Linked DNA regions of Mus musculus: regions 2 and 3 are each linked to region 1. The links are chromatin loops, found by intact Hi-C in ENCODE. Cell type or tissue: heart. All regions are shown on one strand.

Region 1 (2,500 bases):
TGAATGTAAAAACAGAGAGAGCCAGGCAGGAAATAGGATTTCATTGGGTGATTTTTAATTTGGGCATTCAAGTAGAGACCAGGAAGAACAAGAGGTGTTTATTTATTATTTATCTCCCTATATATGTTTGCAAACCAACAATTCTTGTCTGCTTTTCCTGGGAGGGTAAGCAAATGTGGACGGCTGGGTTACTTCTTTGGGCTTCAATGCTAATAAGGCACGCTTCCCACAGAATCTGACAGAAAGGATAAATACCTTGCCCCGCTGATGGTTAATTGGTAGTGGCATGTGTCTTTCTTGAGCTCTCACGGAGGCAATGTTCTGATCATCAGGGACACAATTGGAAGTCCCCTTCCCCCATCCCTTGAAACAGAACAAAACGCTGAGAGAGGCCAAGAGGTCCCCAGCGTTGTATTACCCCTCAGCCAGTGCATTCAGTCCTCAGAAGTTATCCCTAATTTCTCTCCACCTCAAGAACACAATTGTCTCACAGCAAATCATTTAGCCTTGTCCACACTTTTCAAAGGGCCCTTGCAGATAGGTTTGCCATAGATTGCACCAAGCCATGGAGATGCTAATCTATTGCCTGCATTTGAAGCCCCTCTGGGAACTAGAGATGGGGACCTGCTGCTGAGGGAACATGACCGTTAGGATTATGGGGACCATGGCTTTTCAGACTGTGAAGTAAACAATAGAGCAATTGTGGGCTTACAGGTCTGGGGGACCATTAGGGCTGCAGCTGAGGAGCAGTGGGTAAAAGCCCCCAGCAACCAGTCTTGAGGCTTACTCCTGGAAGCTGGATGCTGTCAAGGCATCAGAGGATCCACCCAGTGAGGATGCAGGAAACAAAACAGGGTGCTCTGGTTTAAAGGTTGCTTTCTGTAGTTATGTTGAGTTTTTCAAACAGAACATTTAGAAACTCGGCGCGCCCATGTACTCCAAGGGGAATAAATAATCTGGATTTTTGTCATAAGAGAAATGTTACCGTGTGTTCCTAACAAAATTTACATGCTTGTGTCTGTGCATCTGGTTGACTTACACCAGGCCTGAACTCTTCTCCCTTCTCCTCAGTCCACCCCCACCCACCTACTTGCCCAGTCCTATTTTCAATCGGGAGGTCAAGTTGTCTTTGGAATATCATACTTCCTGCTTGGAAACGGCACTGGATTGTATAATAGTCTGGAGGGGAAGTTTCAAGACTATCAGGGGTTTCCTGGGGAGGGTAGACACGCCTCATCCACCACCCATCTTTTCCTCTGTGCCGAGAGCTGTCCCTCTGCCGTGCACAAAAGGTCTTCAGAATGGAAATTGCTAAACTTACAGTAAATACCCTCTGGAACTACGCCCGCTGAGCTCGCAGGGAGCGGCTTGATCTCCTTCCGTGTTAAGGAAGGTCCATCTGGCTGAAGGATGCTCTGGGTGAGGGTATCCAGAGCCAGGCCTTTCCCACCCAAATATGCCGGGTAGACAAAGGATGTGACCTATTTATATGCCAAGAAATTTGATTTTTTGTGTGTGTGACAGTTATTTGCCCTCAATTTAAGAAAATTACTTTGTTCTCCTTCCTCTTTATTTAATCAAATGGCAGTCAATTTCCTACTTCACTTGAATAATTCTCATAATTTTACAACACAATGAAAGGATTATAGATTAGTGCGGGTCAATCTCCTTCATAGTCTCCTAAGATTCCAATCCACTGAAAGGCCATAGACAGCATAATGCCTTTGGGACAAGGACAGTGCAAGGTCCCGTGGTGGAAAAGCACCCTGGCGGGGCACTGATGGTGGAACGGCAGAACTAGGCGGCAACTGCATCGTAGATTCCAGGATGCCTGGGACAGTGACCTCACTGGGAAGGCATCAGGGATAGACTTTAAGGTGGCACATGAGTCTGACACGGTGAGAGTCAGATTCCCCTAAGAGGCACATTTATCAGTTAACCTTTCTTTCCCTTGGTCTTGCTCGTCTGTAAAGAGACCACGGCAGTTGTTCCAACTGTTCTCCAGTGCACACCTAAATGCCCAGAGGCGCAGTGCGTAAGAGAACTCCTCCAGCCTCTCCCTTGGCTAAGGGTGGGCTGGAGTCTGATGGATAGATCACACAGAGCTCATCACCACCGTCCTGGAGGCCTGAGGTGCTGACCCCTCAGAGTGTTCCTTCTCGGGCTGGAGCTTGGTAAAGGTTCAGGTTAAACTGACTCTACAGGAACTGAAGTTCTCAGAAAGAAGCCACACCCATGTTACAGGGTCAACAAGGCTAGAAGATTAAAACCACTGTTGTGGTTGAAAAGATTGGGACTGTTGCACATCCTGACGACACACTTACTAGTCATTCCCTGTCCACTTCTGTGTCTACCTCATATTCCTGTGACTGGCACACGAAGCCTTTAGTATAAAATCACTGGACTACCACAGTCTACCCACAGACACCAGAAAGCTCTAGAACACAGGCTTGCTTGTTTTGCTGTAACTTGTCTACCTAACGTTCGTATCTATGCATTT
Region 2 (2,500 bases), 68 kb after region 1:
CTTTATCTCTGTCTTTCTCTGACTCTCTGACACCTTTATCTCTCTCTCTCTCTCTCTCTCTCTCTCTCTCTCTCTCTCTCTCTCTCTCTCTCTCTGCCATCCCTCCTCCTCCCACTTAGAGGAAGCCTTTCTCCCCCTTCCTCCAACCTCATGTGTGAGATCTGCTGCACACTGTGATTTCTGCAACATTCCTTGACCCCTGATATGCTAATTTCTCTACATAAAAACCCTAACAGTGTTCTCTTCATTTATATTTTCACAATCCAATATTTTCATTATCTTTGAAGACATCCATTACTTTGTGTATACAGTTTGAATTACAAAAAGAAAAAATCTAGAAGAGAAAGGGAAGAAAGGGGTTAACACAAATGAGCTTCGTATGTAAATATCTTTGCAAAATGACCAAAGAAGTGAGGCACACATTGCATTCTACCCACTTTTTAAATAGCACTTTGTAAGTAGTTTTGTGTATATTTTATTCCTGATCTTCAGTTGCATGCAGAAGTCTTCAATCTGCTAATGACAGAGTATTGAGTGACGTAAAACAGGAATGGAAAATGCAATAAAACAAAATACTTAGGCTATTCCTTAAAAAAGAAAGTAAATTCAAAATGAGAGGTATTATACTTGGGCCTAGGCTTACTAGAGTCTAAACGTGTTTCTGGTTGAAAGTGATCACTATGTGGGATTTAAACTTAAGAATCCTTCCTTTCTAATCCGGGGAAAACTGATTTTGAATGAATACAATCATCCTTAAACTTGGATAAGGAACTCACTATTTTGGGTTGGGAAATTAGTTTTAGAAGCACATGTGGCACTCGATATCGTGGACCAGAGACTGTCCCGAGTTCCCGATACAGAGGGCTCTGCTGACGTCAGTCCTAAGTTAGCTTGCATAGATGAATTCCTGATACAGAGGGCTCTGCTGCCGTCAGTCCTAAGTTAGCTTGCATAGATAGATGTACATGAGTTTAAGTTTGGTTCTCTTTCCCAGGCCAGAGTCAGAACAGGAAAGGCATTTACTCTGAGTGGAAAAGTCTAACACAAGTGAAGCCTGCTGATGTCAAACCTACACTGTGTGCTGGTTGGTCCAGTACTAAAGCCATGCATGCTACATACACATTAAACAATGCCTGCAAAATGTATTGAAACTTTATCAAAAAATAGTGTGATCTACAAGAACACAGTCTCATTAATAGGTTATTCAGCTAGAAAAAAAATAATTAAGAGACAGGATCATCTAGCCTCTAGGAAATTTGGAAGAAATTTTCAGAAACAATTAAACACACCAACAGTCCACAGTGACATATCTCCCCAGGAGTAGAGATATAATCAGTCACCATGTCCCACCCAGTCACCAGTGTGTCCCAGCAGGGAAAGAGACTCCCACGGAAATGGTGTTTACTTGCAAGCAGAGGTTGTGGGTAGCAGTAAATATTTCCTTCCGTGCATCCCTGGCTACCTGCCTATCTTTAATTCCAAGCCCTTGAAATTTTAGCTCATGAAATATTAAGGCCTGTTTGTGCTTACCTATTTTTAGGGCTGCTTCTCCAAAGGATTCTGATTGTGTAATACATTAAAGAAAAAAAAAAAAAAAGACAGAGTGGCTATGTGTTTCTTCTCTTTGTTGGGATATGTGGAAGGAAGGGAGTGAGGGTTGTTTTGGGGTGTGAATTTGTCTCTGGTCAGCTGAGACATGTCAGTGAAGTCATTTCTATTTAAGTCTTGGCTTGGTCATTATCAACAAGAAATCAGAACACAAATCACTACTAGCTGCCAGAGAAAATGTCCAGAGAAAGAATCTCATGGAGAAGGGAGGGGAAAGGAGGGGGTCGTACACAGTCAGGGGCTGGGTGATGGCTCAGCCAAGTCAAGTGCTTGCCATGAAAACCCAAGGGCCTGGGTTCTATCCCCGGAATTCACATTGAAAAACCAAGGTTGGTATCAAGAACTCACAATCCTAACGGGAGAGGTAGAGACAGGCAGATAGCTGTGGTTAGTGGCCAGTCAGTATAGCCTACTTATTAAGTAACAGGGTAAGGTTGGAAGCAACCGGAAAATTACTACCAAGGATATCTTATGGTCTTCAGGTCCATATGCGGACATACGCACCTTTACACAGACAAAGAAAATTCTGCTGCCCAGATTCTGTGCTTTACCACTTCCTTCATGAGAAGTCTCTGTTGAAAACATGGAAGCTGTGAAGATAGTCTTAATCTTAGTCTGAGTGTGAGGATGAGAAAAGAGGAAGCAGTTACTGTGAACGGAGAAGGAGAGAGATGCTTCCAGAAGCCATTTGAGCAGTAGCAGTGCCTTTGCCAGATCAGGACCCCAGAGTCAGCCTTCCCAAGCGTGTTTCCTTCATGTTTTGACAGTGTTCGGTAAGCTAATGGCACCTAGTTTTGCCAAGTCTTTTACCTACATGTCAATCTTTTACCTACACATTAAGTTGGTGCTCTCTGGCCAGTAGTGTCAGATTGTTACAGAATTTTCAGTCCCT
Region 3 (2,500 bases), 110 kb after region 1:
GTGCCATTCCCACCAGCTCGAATGCTAAAAGAACGTAACGCCATCTGCAGCTGTTCTCTGATTTCGTCCTTCCTTCTTCTCTACCTGAAATACAATTTTCAGCCAAGTTACCAAGCCCTGCCAATTCTATCCCGCTATTAAACTTCCCTATTAGTTCTTGCCCATCTTCCCCACGAGGAAGGGCATGCACGGGGAGACAGCAGCTAATAATCCTGGGTTGGAGGCCAAGCTCTTTAGTAGGTGGCCTTTGATGCAATTACACTTTCTGTGGGAAGTAATCCGGAGCCAGTGCGTTTTAAAAAGCAAGATCAGAGTTGTCAGAAAGAAGTTTCCTGATGGTTCTGTGTTACCACAGGACTCTTGCTTCTAACTTAGTATCAACTCTTTATCCTTCCCTCTTCCTGTCAGCCGGCCTCCAAAGCTAACAGTCCTTGTTTGACACCGGATGTCATGGCTAGGGTAAATAATAATATGCTAAGATATAGTAATGAGGAATTAGAACCCTGAAACTTGGGTCCTTTTTACCTGACTAGGCCTTCTTCACCACCCTACTGTCTTCTGGTGCAGTGGAAAGGGTATTTCAAATTGTTGATTCAGTCACATGTGGTAATCTAAGCCATGTCTTTATGTAATTTAGTTTCTGTTTCGGTGAGTCAGAAACATTTGTCAGATTCCCATCTCCTTCACCTGGACTTATGTGAAGAAGTAAGGCCTGTCACTCTCAGACAGGGTGGGGCCCTGTAGCCCACACAGGTGTCCTCCAAGGCCATCCTTTCCCCAGGCCCTCCTCCTGGACAGCTCAGAGTGACTCTCCTGAACAGCCAAGGGTATCCTTTCCCCGATGCCTCTTCCTGCATGGCTTAGAGCGACTGCCCTGAACATTCTGGAAGCTGACTTTGGTGACATTGCTTGTGTTTATTCACTGGACCATGACAGTGTTCCACGCATCTTCCCTCTGCCGTCTCCTCCCTCCCTACTTTTGCTGACTCTTAGGTATTCCTTAACACAGGACTAACTACAATTCCCGCCTTCAGCTTTGTCTGCAGTGGCCTGCTTCCTTCCCCTTAGACGACCTTCTGGGCTAAAGTTGACAAAGTGCGTCCTTTCCCAGCAGACTGGGAATTTCTGAGGAGTGACCATACAGACCTCTGCAGAGCTGGGGGCTGGAGAGCCATATGCAGATGTTTCTGCTCTTTAAGAAGTTGGCAGAATTAGACTGTGACTGGGTGATTCCCAGGGGGCCTCCCAGGAAGGGCAAAGTGCTGTTTGCTTCCACAAGCCCTTCTAGAACTTCTCCCTACCCATTTCTCCCTGGACCCCCCTCCACAGGAAGTCACAGAGAGAAGGAAAACAGTGGCTATCCTCTCAGCTGTTAAAGACAACTAAGGGACTAGGAATGTCTCACCTTCTTTCTAATCCACTCTCCTTTCCACTTTAGGATGCTTAGTCTGGCCTGCTTCTCAATAGTTAAGGGAATAAAAGACTTTAGAAAATCCCTTTCTTTCTTACCAGCCAAATTTCCTGACTATTGTCTTGGAAAAAGAGTCACAAAGTGCCAGCCTTTGAGATTCAAAATACTCAGCAAGTTTCGCTTCTTCTTCCCAGATCTACTTCCTCCAGGAGCTGAGGTTTGCGAAGCCGGGATGGAATGGACCGGGTAAAAGTCAGGAGTTTAGGCCACTGCTTCAAACTGCTCAGATCATCTCACAGTAACCATTAATCAGCGAATTCAACTACGGCAGGTCTCTGCCATCTTATTTTACTTTCTTATTTTTTAAAATCACAATCCTATAATGGAAGTATTCAACACGGGAAAGAGAACCTAGGAATGCTTTGAGGAATTGGTAAGGCTTTATCCCAGCCACTCTAGAATATTCTTTGTCAGATTGGCCACAGTCCCGAGCCACGTGCATCCGAGGAAAGCCTTTCAGGGAACAAAACAAAGCTCATTTCCTCCAGTTCCCTGCTCCTCCTTTTCTTCCCTGCTCATTTTAACCCTCTTTGTAGTCAACTGAATTGGCTTCAGGAAACACCGAATGGTTGTGATTGGCATTTTAAAAATGCTGCTCCGCCCCCACCTTCCCTATCACAGAATTCAAATTGAAATTGCACCAAATTCTTTCACCAGTTGGAAATCCGGCTGAGGTGCCTTTTTGCGAGCCAGCTGTAATTGGGAGAGCTTGCTTTGGTAAGTCCTGGAGCAAGCTAAGTAGTGAGTAAGACATCAATTTAATGCTGCTAAGTAGTTTTAAAGCTACTTAGCATGAGGAAATCCTACAGTTGCAGAAGCATCGACTGCTTCGAAGATTTGCTGCTTGTAAGCAGTTTTAAAGTCTTCCTACCTTTAGCTTTTCAGAAAGTACCTGTAGGCTTTTGTACCTTTCGTTTTGAGCTGTAGGGCTTTCTAGTTCTCGGTCTTTGTTTTGCCTAAGATTTAGTAAATATGTGGTACTGGCTTCTTGGAACCTTTTCTCTAAAATCCCCCAAATAATTACAGAAG

The links. Hi-C counts contacts between places; a loop is a spot of excess contacts. Peaks named below come from ENCODE experiments on the same cell type or tissue, not always from the same donor. Only the 100,000 strongest peaks of a DNase experiment are listed, where the experiment ranks them.
Region 2: it touches region 1 in a loop (4-fold over the local background); 5 of 42 quality-filtered maps call a loop at or near these places.
Region 3: a loop joins it to region 1, with 2.3 times the contacts of the local background. A loop is called at or near these places in 2 of 42 quality-filtered maps.

Annotation. Positions count from the first base shown.
Region 1 is chr3:149,329,630-149,332,129 of GRCm38, reverse strand. The region is part of intron 1 of Gm30382 (a long non-coding RNA gene); the gene reads left to right. Among named protein-coding and RNA genes, the nearest start is that of Gm5149, 1.4 kb to the left of the region's middle. In heart, no CTCF peak of the experiment used is centred here; a DNase peak (open chromatin) is centred at 1,249.
Region 2 is chr3:149,261,711-149,264,210 of GRCm38, reverse strand. The region is part of intron 2 of Gm30382 (a long non-coding RNA gene); the gene reads left to right. Among named protein-coding and RNA genes, the nearest start is that of Gm1653, 12 kb to the left of the region's middle. In heart, no CTCF peak of the experiment used is centred here; no DNase peak of the experiment used is centred here; H3K27ac peaks cover 116 bases.
Region 3 is chr3:149,219,056-149,221,555 of GRCm38, reverse strand. The region is part of intron 2 of Gm30382 (a long non-coding RNA gene); the gene reads left to right. Among named protein-coding and RNA genes, the nearest start is that of Gm52619, 44 kb to the right of the region's middle. In heart, no CTCF peak of the experiment used is centred here; DNase peaks (open chromatin) are centred at 1,225, 1,625 and 1,915; H3K27ac peaks cover 962 bases.